Linked DNA regions of Homo sapiens: region 1 is linked to region 2. A link is an interaction called in ENCODE POLR2A ChIA-PET data of the cell type or tissue named here. Cell type or tissue: PC-9. All regions are shown on one strand. Each heading gives the region's core, and the rest is flanking DNA. Links, peaks and the distances in the headings are about the cores only.

Region 1 (5,385 bases), core at 79-5,078, 1.8 Mb before region 2:
GTAAATGGTTCTCATAACGCTCTTTTCTTTCAGTTTCTCTTATTTATCCAGAATGTCTTATCCTTGTCCCACATTTTTTAGGTTAACTACCTTATCACTGACACAAGCAATTAGAAAAAAAAAAGAATACTGCAAGTGTAAATTCACAAAGCCCATATTCTCACCTTTAAATAATTCATGACGCCAATATTTTTCATCCGGTTAGCAAAAGTATTGAAACTCTCCATGTTGCTTTTGGGATGATAAAATAGAATTTCACTTCCGAGCTTCCAAATAATCTGTCAAAGCAGAAATTACTGCCAAAATGTAAAATTTTTGCCTTAACCAATTTCTGTCTAAGATATTGTTTTCCTGATTACAACATTAATAACCTGTGATTCCTTTTCCAGAGACCACTACCGTCAACATTTTACTCTACTTTGCCATGTAAAATTAATACTACTTCCTTATGTGATAGAATAGTTTTAACCTTTCAAATTTCTATTAAAATATCAGATAGTATAATAGCATCATTATTAATTTAGTAGTTTAAAGAAAGTAGACAGTTAAGATACATATTTAATATAAAATGTTTAATTGGTATGGAAGGAAGAATATTAAAGTCAGAAAATTTGGGTTCTAATAATATTGGCTTCTTCATTGGTCTCAGCCTCTTCTTCATCATCTGCAAAATGAGGGCAACAAACTACACATTTCCTGAGAGCCCATCAAATTCTACAACTATTGACTACATTTATTCTATATTTAGAATGCCAATTTAAGAATTTTGATTAGCTATGGACAAATCTTAATAAAAAAATATTTTATCCTCAGATCACCAAAACTTTGGCGGCAGAACTTGGAGCTCTTTTTTCATGAGAGCAAATCTCTATTTCGCTAACCTCAATTTAAAGTAATCAATAATACCAACTTCAAAGTAAATTAAACTGAACTGTAAATCAATTATTTCTATGAACATACATATTGGTTATATGTGGATACACACACTATCACTGCTATAGTTATATATGATACACATATTATCATTTGATATAAGGATCCTCATCTTCCCAACTCAGAGATATCAAGATTTCATTTGTAGAATATCACACTGTAGTATTTGGGAGCTTAAAGAAAACCTGGGTCTTGGATCACCTACCACCAGGGATGGGTAAATGCAGGGGGGGAAGAAAAGCAGGAAAAAAAAAAAAAAGAAAACTTTGAGATTATGATAGCTATTCTCACCACCAGTGTACACAGTAATTACATGGGACACCAGTTAAAAATAGGTATTCTGGGCCAGGCGCGGTGGCTCACACCTGTAATCCCAGGATTTTGGGAGGCCGAGGCGGGTGGATCACGAGGTCAGGAGAGTGAGACCATCCTGGCTAACACGGTGAAACCCCGTCTCTACTAAAAATACAAAAAATTAGCCAGGCGTCGTGGCGGGAGGCGGAGCTTGCAGCGAGCCAAGATCGTGCCACTGCACTCCAGCCTGGGTGACAAAGTGAGTGAGACTCCATCTCAAAAAATAAAAAAATACAAATAAAAGATACTCTGACTCAATAGACAGGGGTGGAGTAAAGGAATTTATACTTTGAATGAAAGCCCTAGGTGATCCAAAGAGAGCCAAAGAAGTGCTCAAAAACCACTGATCCAATTCCTTCATTTTACAAAACAAAATCTGGACAACAAGAGGCTGTAACATGTTCAATGTTTTACAGGAGTATGTAACTTAAGTCCATAAATTAAATTTTCAATGAATGGTTAAACTTTTTTTTCAGCTTCTCTTTTTTATTTTTTTTGCTCTAGAAGATAACTAATTGATGCAATGGTGACTGTGTTAGTAAAACCTATGAGACACTCATGTCAAGTTATTTGTGGGTAAACTGTCTTTTACTGAAGAAATTTAGCAGTATATGCCAGGCACTGTTTTAACCCTGCCCTGTGAAATTTACATTCTATGTAGAGAGACAAACAATAACCAAGAAATATAATTAAATTGTCAACTGTTAGAGGAAAAGAATGCAGCAGGACAAGGAGATCAGGAGTGCCATTCAGAAAGTGCAGGTTGCAGTTGGAGTAAGGCAATTGCAATTTTAAATAGTCAAAGTAGGCCTCAATGAAAAGGGGCCTTGAAGGAGGGTAGCTGCAGTGATAGCTGAAGAAAGAGCTTTCCAAGAACTGGTTAAGGCAAAGGCAATCAGTCAGGAATATGCCTGGCCCATTCAAGTAAGAACAAGGAGACCAGTGAGGATGGAAAAGAAAAAACAAGCAGGATAATACAGGTTGAGTATCCCTTATCTGAAATCGTTGGGACCAGAAATGTTTCAGACTTGAAATTGTTTCCGCTTTTTAAATATTTGTATATACATAATGAGACTGGGGATAGGACCAAAGGCTAAACATGAAATTCACTTATGTTTCATATACACCTATACATATAGCCTGAAGGTAATTTTATATAATATTCTTAAAATTTTGTGCATGAAACAAAATTTGTATACATTGAACCATTAGAAAGCAAAGGTGTCACTATCTCATGTCAGTAATGAAAAAGCTTTGAAGCATTCTGGTTTTCACATTTTTGAATTCGGAATGCTCCACCTGTTTCAGGAGATGAAGTCAGAGAGGTCAAACAAGGAAAGGAAGTGAGCACATCACATAGGAATTTATAGGCAATTATGACTTTGGCTTTTACTGAATGAAATGGAAAGCTATTACAGTGTTTTCAGCAGAGGAGTGACATGATCTGATATGTTTTAAAAAGCTCACTCTGAATCATTAGTCATTAGAGAAATGCAAATCATAACCAGGATGATGCCACTTCACAACCACAAGGATGACTATTATCAGTAAGACAGGACAATAACAAAATATTGGCAAGGATTAGAGAAATTAGAAGCCTCAGATATTGCTGGTGAGAATATAAATGGTATGGCCACTTTGGAAAACAGTCTGGCAGTTCCTCAAGAGGCTAAACATAGTGTTACCATATGACCAGCAATTCCACTCCCAGGTGTAGACCCAGGAGAAATTAAAACAAACGTCCACACAAAAACCTGTACACAAATGTTCGCAGAAGCATTATTTCCAATAACCGAAAAGCAAAAACAACCTAAGTGTCTAACAACTGATAAATGGACAAATAAAACATGGTATTTCCATATGACAGATTATTTGGCAATAAAAGTAATGAAGTACTTATACATGCTACAACATGGATAAACCATGAAAACATTATGCCAAGTGAAAGAAATCATTTACAAAAGGCCACATATTGTACAAAACCACTTATATGAAATGTCCAGAATAGAAAATAGATTAGGCTGGCCATAGTGGCTCACGCTTGCAATACCAGCACTTTGGGGAGGCCGAGGTGGACAGATCACTTGAGGCCAGGAGTTCAAGACCTGCCTGGCCAACAGAGTGAAACCCAGTCTCCACTAAAAATACAAAAAACTAGATAGGTGTGGTGGTGCATGCCTGCAATCCCAGCCACCCAAGAGGCTGAGGTACAAGAATCACTTGAACACAGGAGCTGGAGGTTGCAGTGAGCAGAGATCATGCCACTGCACTCCAGCCTGGGCAACAGAGCAAGACTCCGTTTCAAAAGAAAACAAAAAAAGAAAAAGAAAGTAATAGATTAGTGGCTGCCAGTGTCCGGCAGCTGTGAGGAGGAATGGGGAAGGACTGCAAGTGGGTACAGGGTTTTGGTTTCATGGGAGAAAAAAAAGGTTCTAAATTTAGAGTGTGGTAATGGTTGGTTGCACAACTCTGTAAATGTATGAAAATACATTGAATTGTACAATTTAAGTGGGTGATGGCGTATAAAAAACGTCTTGATAAAACGAAAAAAAAAAGGATCACTCTAGTTGGAAAAAGAGAACAACTCTTTCAAGAAGTTTTGCTGAAAGAGAGTAAAACAATGAAGTATAGTCTATGGGGGAAGTTTGGGTCAAGAGATGATTTTAAGATAGAATAGGCTGGGCATGGTGGCTCACACCTGTAATCCCAGCACTTTGGGAGGCCGAGGCAGGCGGATCACGAGGTCAAGAGATTGAGACCGTCCTGGCCAACCTGGTGAAACCCCGTCTCTACCAAAATACAAAAAATTAGCCGGGCGTGGTGGTACATGCCTGTAGTCCCAGCTACTCAGGAGGCTGAGGCAGGGGAATCACTTGAACCCAGGAGGTAAGAGATTGCAGTGAGCCGAGATCGCGCTACTTCACTCCAGCCTGGCGACAGAGCAAGACTCCGTCTCAAAAAAAAAAAAAAAAGATAGAATAACAAAATTTTTACATGATGATGGGAAACATCCATAAAGAGGGGGGAAAAGGAAGAATTATTGGAATGAACATTTTAGTCCCCTTTAAAATAAGAGGTAAAAAGAAGTGTGCAAAAAAGGTCCCAATACAAACTCTCCACTCAAAAGTAGTTTTAGTAGCTTTTAGCAAAATCACTGAGATTCTGTAAAAGCTACTGTAGGTGAAGCTGTAGGCATAAACTTCTGGGAATCTATCATTTCTTCCAGCAAACTCAAATTTTATTTACCTCAGGTGCAGCCTGCCTTTTGTAGCTATCTGAATCTTCCAAGGTCTGAAAATAACTGTACATGTATTCTGCAGCTTGCTGCCATTGGTGCTTCAGCAGAGCTTCTTGGATAAAACTTAAACAAGCACTTGTTGTCTGAGCAAAATCCTTCCTCCTTTTCCCTCCAATGGCTATAAAAACGAAAAAGAAGAGAGTTTTTATCCAAGTGGCTCCAGTTCAACTATTCAAAAAACTTACTTCTGATAAGAAGTTTTAACAAGTAAACAGTAGGCATTACTTGACCCAGCCCATTCCCAGTACCAAAGCCAGCTTCACTTGAAACAAACCCTTCTACATTATATTAATTATTTTTAGCAGATAAAAACATTTCTAATTTGATGTTTTGGGGCTACTAGAGTCACCAGATCCTTTAAATCTGATTCAATCATCCTTTCATCCTTGTACCAAATAATTTGCGGAGAATCTCTCAAACAGGCCCCCAAAAGCACAGTCCCAGGTATTTAGAATGGGTAAAATGTCAGGGTCATTCTAGGCAAACATGGTCTTTATTACCTACCCATGTTCTGCAAACCCCAAGTGGGCTTTTATTTTTTAAGGACCAAATTCCTAGTAACTCAATGATATTATATACAAATGAGATTAAAACAGTTGCAAAAATTAGCATTTATATCTCTAAAGTATTGGCAATCCCAATGTTAAGAACATTTGGGCTTAGATACAGTGCTATTATATGAATGACTAGTTACATTGCTACATCTTCTTATCTTCCCACGTAACTATGAGACCCCTCTAGTCCAGCTGGGTAATTGTACCCCAGTAAGTACACAAAGACCAACAGGTACTTTACAAAGA
Region 2 (5,385 bases), core at 89-5,088:
AAATCTGTACTCTTAGATTTGTTAAGACTGAGAAAATTTCTATACCTGGTCCTGGGAATTGGCATGGAACTCTAAATGTAGATGAATAAACTGACTAAATTAGCTAAATCTGCTGTTAAGGTATAGCTGTATTTAAAGAAAACAAGTAGAAAAACTTCTTCCTTCTCTTTCCTGTTAATCAGAGGAAGCTGCAAACCATGATTTTCTAAGCCGTGAGCTATGGAAGCAATACCTCTCACAGCTACACTCACCATTAGTCGGCTGCCAAATACTTATTTTTCACATTTGAACTTTATTTTTGAACAAAATAGGGCATGCAATTCCTTTGAAATGCAAATACTCCTAAAATTTTTCTAAGTTTATCCATGAATGCACAGTGGCCCTTAAAAAGACGATCCCAGGCCAGGCGCGGTGGCTCACGTCTGTAATCCCAGCACTTTGGGAGGCCGAGGCAGGTGGATCACGAGGTCAGGAATTCGAGACTAGCCTGGCCAATATGGTGAAACCCCATCTCTACTAAAAATACAACAATTAGCTGGGCGTGGTGGCGGGCGCCTGTAGTCCCAGCTACTTGGGAAGCTGAGGCAGAAGAATCACTTGAACCCGGGAGGCAGAGGTTGCACTGAGCCGAGATCGCACGACTGCACTCCAGCCTGGGCGACAGGGCAAGACTCCGTCTCAAAAAAAAAAAAAAAAAAAAAAAAAAAGATGATCCCAACAGACTAACCACTGCTTCTTTAGCTATCACTCACAAACTCTAGGTACATATATGGAAGGCAAATTCAGCAAATCATAGCCAGGCATGATGGTTTGTGTCTGTTATTTCAGCACTTTTGAGAGGCTGAGTCAGGAGGATATTTTGAGCCCAGCAGTTCAAGTCCAGTCTGGGCAACACAGTGAGACTCTCTCTAAAATACATAAAAAATCAGCAAATGTTTTAGGCAAAAAGAGTACTACTTAAACATTCAGATTAATGGATATTAGGAGATGTAACACACCAAGAATTATTTAGGTATTCATTCTGTTTATTGGATTGAAAGAAAGGGAATACAAACGACTGGTTAAGTGCTGCGCACTGACATGGAAAAAGTGTCTTTAAAAAAAAATCCCAGTAAAGCAAATCAAAGTTAATGTAGTTTCAGTTGAACAAAAATTTAAAGACGTTTAATACATTACACATTTATAAAATAAAAGTCAACAAAGGGTGTTTTGTAAATAATTAGTAAACAAGTGAAAATAAATATCAGAGACCTGAAGTTTTTATACTTTAATGAATAAAGCAAAGAAATTTAAACTAAGTAAATATAATCTGAGAGGCAGTTAAAAAAACAAAAATCAAAACCCACCAAAATTGAAGAACACAATCTTTTGAAACATTTAATCAGTCCATAGCAAATAGTTATTACATACCAAAAGCTCTAAGTGTTAACTAGTTCCACCACAATGCCATGTAAATCTTGACAATTTAGAAATCTTGAGATCAACACTTAAGTTCTTTTCTTGATCTCTACAGCTTGGTTTGTAAGTACATACATGCTTTTGTGGATCTATTCCCCTCGCCACACACACACATTTTCAAGGAGCCAATAACATTTTTTTCCATCTGTGCCTAAAAATGTTACAATTCAGTTCTAGCACATTGACCCTGATAATGAAAATGTTTAAGTTAAAGATGGGGACACAATTTCAATCTTATAAAAATATACCAGTATTAACCAAACCTTAAACTCAGAGGGCACTTCACATGTGCACGAGACTTTCAGTAAAAATGACAAGATCCTAGAACAGCTGTTTCCAGGACTTTTTAATGAATCAAGTACTCTCTCTCTCACACACACACAGAACACACACACACATTTTTATACTATTGGTTTTGTTAAATCCAGGCTATCTGGATTAAGTAGATAGGGGATGGGTTTTTATAGTTTTTATTTTTGTAACTATAGGGCAGCTACTATAACAATAGCTTAACAACACTGAAAAATTTCAATTAAGTTCACCCTGTTTTTAGAAAGTGTCTAAGTGTAAATGCAAATTCACCTCTTCTTAAGTTAGCAGTTTATATTAAATCAGATATGGTTTCTGAAATGGAAGTAATGTGTTGGAGGGCAACCCAAAAGGACAGTTGCGAAATTATGAATGAGAAATTAAAGTAAAACCAAATCAAAATATTTATACATTTTAGAGATGGGACAAAAAGGATATTAAGAAAAATGTCTTCTTTCCTCCCCATTCAAAAGCAGCCATTCTTCTACTGTGAAAGAAACTGACATGGATATTTTCCCTTTCAAGAGATGTATGATATATTTACCCACTGTGAGGCAGAGGTGATAGGGTCAGTTCTTGTTTGCAGGAACCAACATCCTAAAAAAGAAAATGTCAAGATGGGGAGGGGTGGGAAAGAAGGGTTTTCTATTAATGTCATGGAATATGCCACTGTAGAGGCAGAACACTCCTAATAATAACATTCACCAGATTACTACTGCTGTTTTTTTCAGACTAAGAAAATACTGACAAAATTGGATTTTTTTCTCCTTTCAATTGCAGGATATTCTGATTATTTAAAGTTAGGGAATCCCTTTTTTATCCCCCCACCCAATAAAATGGGCCAATTTGTAGGGATATATGCAAATAAAATGTTCTCTGTTTAAAATACTTACCTGGTTTAATATAACACATTTATCTGGCCAATAAGAGCAACAGAAATGTAGCTGTTATGAAGACTAAAAAAATACAAAAACCAAAGCTGAAGCTTTGTCATCCCTCCCCACTAACTCCCACTCCAATTCTTTACTACCCACATACTAATCTCAGTAATCCCCAAGTCCAACATTTTACCATTAATAACCAATTATTTGGAGGAAAAAGACATTTAATTTTATATTTGCTCTAGCCCTTAATCAATGCATAACAACAAAAACATTTTTAAGCACATGGAAATGAGCCTACTAACCTGATTTTTGGAGCCCAAATTCTCCACTCTATTTTGATCTATGTGCAAAAAGTATTGGTACTTTTCAATTTATACATTTGTTAGTATCTTGTGGCTGGCTTCATAGTATAAGACTCACTCTTAAGCCTACTATAGAGCCTACAGCACTATCAGAAGTTTTCAATTAATAGCTATGGATCAGAAAATCCTGCGATCAGTTTCTCATACCATAAAATCCTAGGCTTCTTTACCATTGATTTCACCTTTCGAGCACAGTCACTGCATGGCAAATGTATGAAACAGACGTTTACAGCAAATAAGTACCAGTATGTACAGGAAGCTGCCAGTTAAGACAGACCCGGAAAACAAACTCACCTAGCTGCTATAGAAACCTTTGCATAGTTGTTACTCCGTTTTAATAGGAGTTATGTTCTTGTAAAATGTGCCTCACTTTTACTCCACTTTTTAAAAAGTGTTTTTAAACTGTACTTCAGAAGCACTCTGAAAACTCAGATCTAGGGGTGGTTAGGTGAAGTAGAGTAGAATCTGAGTGCCAAATTGCCCCTGAATGGGCACAAATCTGAGTGTTACAAATGCACCGTAGCACACTGTAACCAAATTTGTAAACAGCTGTGGAGTTTCTATGCCCACATTTAGTGATGTTACCATAGAGACTGGGGTGTATTAACGGCTTCAGGGTATACATGAATCACTTAAAATATGAATGGTTTTTAACTATACTGAGGTAAAGAGAAGTTGCCACTTAATTACATACAGTTACCAATGAAGATTTTTATTCAAGCTTAAAGTAAAAAGTAATTTTAGTTAAGAAAAATGAAGTACCAGATAAACTGTAACATATATTTTAACTTAGAAGTATCAAAACAGGAATTTTTTGATTCTCTAAGTGGTGGTCTCTGCAAAATGGAGCTTGAAGAAATCTTTTACATACCAATTTGATAAGAGTCTGCTGACCACGATCTGTCATTTTCTTTACTATGGGCTTCTGGGAGAATGCATGCTATTTTAAGGCCAAATGTGTTTTTCTTTCTTCTCCCCTTCCCTGACTTTTCCCTTTCTCCCATCCCCGACCACCTACCCCACAATGGAAGAATTTTTGACATCCAAGCCCTCTTCTCTTTGTGGATTCTGGAGTCTATTCATGATCATAATTATATTATAGACTTGGCTACACCTAAAGGGGAACTTAGTACAAGACTTTTTCTTCACCAGAATCTTATTTTGGGGGTATCCCCATTCTCATTCCAACAGCTGGAGTCACCCTATTTATCCTCTACTGAAAAAGGGAGGGAATTTCAAGGGAGACTATGTTATGTTGTATTCAGCTGTTACGGAGTTTAAAAGCACAATGTGAACATCAGGCTTTTGGCTTATTTTAAATGTGAAATTCTCAAAATTAAAAGTGCTTTTCCATGAAGGAAACCTTTCCTTAAACTAAAACAGGAGGGGAGAGGGAAAGACTATCCACAGCACCAGTTTAGAATGAGGTTCAGTATGGCAATATCTGAAAAAACTGAGAAAAAATATTCTTTAAATTTATGTATCCCTATATGTCAAAATATTAAGGGCAATTAAGAAAAATGACTATGAGGTTTTAATCCCAGTTTAAGTATGTCTGTAACCTGCTGAATTCTTCTAATAATTTCAATTATACTATAAACTTCCAAAGTGGTTGTATCGCTGATTCCTACTCTTTTGCTAGATCACACCAAAATTACTTCCTAAGTTGAGAACAACTTGGAACAAGCTTTACTGAAAACCAACTGACTACTGATGTCTCATGTTGGTGTATTTAAAATTCTTTTTGAATCTTGAATTTCTTCAAGATCGGGTACTGATGTTCCTTCAGGAATAAAACAAAAGGGGGGAAATCTTCAAAGCATTACTCTGAATTTCTTGTGTAATGTCCTTCCAAGCACTGTTTCTGACCATGTCTCATGTGGTATTCCAGAAGAGCATCAGTTATACTGTGTATCTAAGTCATTGAGGAAACTGTTTTTAAGCTGGTTTAGATTCCAAATGTATACAAATGAAGTCACTTTAATCCTATAAATACTTCTTAATTTATTTTTAAAAAATTGTGCTGTTAACCCTTTTACGGGGCAACAAGCTATGTGAAAAGTACAAAACTTTTTGTCAAATGTAATATTGAGAGTGCTTTTGACATAGTTCACTGGTTTATCATCTGGATCAGTATATACTGCGCAACGGGCAAGGCTAGAATCCATGAACCAAGCTGCAAAGATCTCAAGCTAAATAAGGCGGAAAGATTTGGAGAAACAAAAGAAGGAAATTCTTTCCTATCCAATGTATACTCTTCAGACTAATGCACTCTTTCTATCAAGCCTTCTAAACTGTTAAATAAAGTTTTCCAAACAAGCATTTAAACTTCATTACACAGAAGAGCAACAAGAATGGTATCCTGCCAGACA

What was found. Peaks named below come from ENCODE experiments on the same cell type or tissue, not always from the same donor. Only the 100,000 strongest peaks of a DNase experiment are listed, where the experiment ranks them.
Region 1: POLR2A ChIA-PET joins it to region 2 with 16 read pairs; 2 of 35 experiments call an interaction of 5 or more read pairs at or near these places.

The regions. Positions count from the first base shown.
Region 1 is chr1:222,579,595-222,584,979 of GRCh38, forward strand. It overlaps TAF1A (TATA-box binding protein associated factor, RNA polymerase I subunit A), which reads right to left. Exons shown (of 11, transcript NM_005681.4): 3 at 4,534-4,703; 4 at 165-278. Among named protein-coding and RNA genes, the nearest start is that of TAF1A-AS1, 7.6 kb to the right of the region's middle. RefSeq lists an enhancer at 2,752-2,891. In PC-9, for the core only: no CTCF peak of the experiment used is centred there; a DNase peak (open chromatin) is centred at 2,657; H3K27ac peaks cover 1,890 bases.
Region 2 is chr1:224,384,139-224,389,523 of GRCh38, forward strand. It overlaps WDR26 (WD repeat domain 26), which reads right to left. Exons shown (of 14, transcript NM_001379403.1): 14 at 1,008-5,385. Among named protein-coding and RNA genes, the nearest start is that of MIR4742, 11 kb to the right of the region's middle. In PC-9, for the core only: no CTCF peak of the experiment used is centred there; no DNase peak of the experiment used is centred there; H3K27ac peaks cover 954 bases.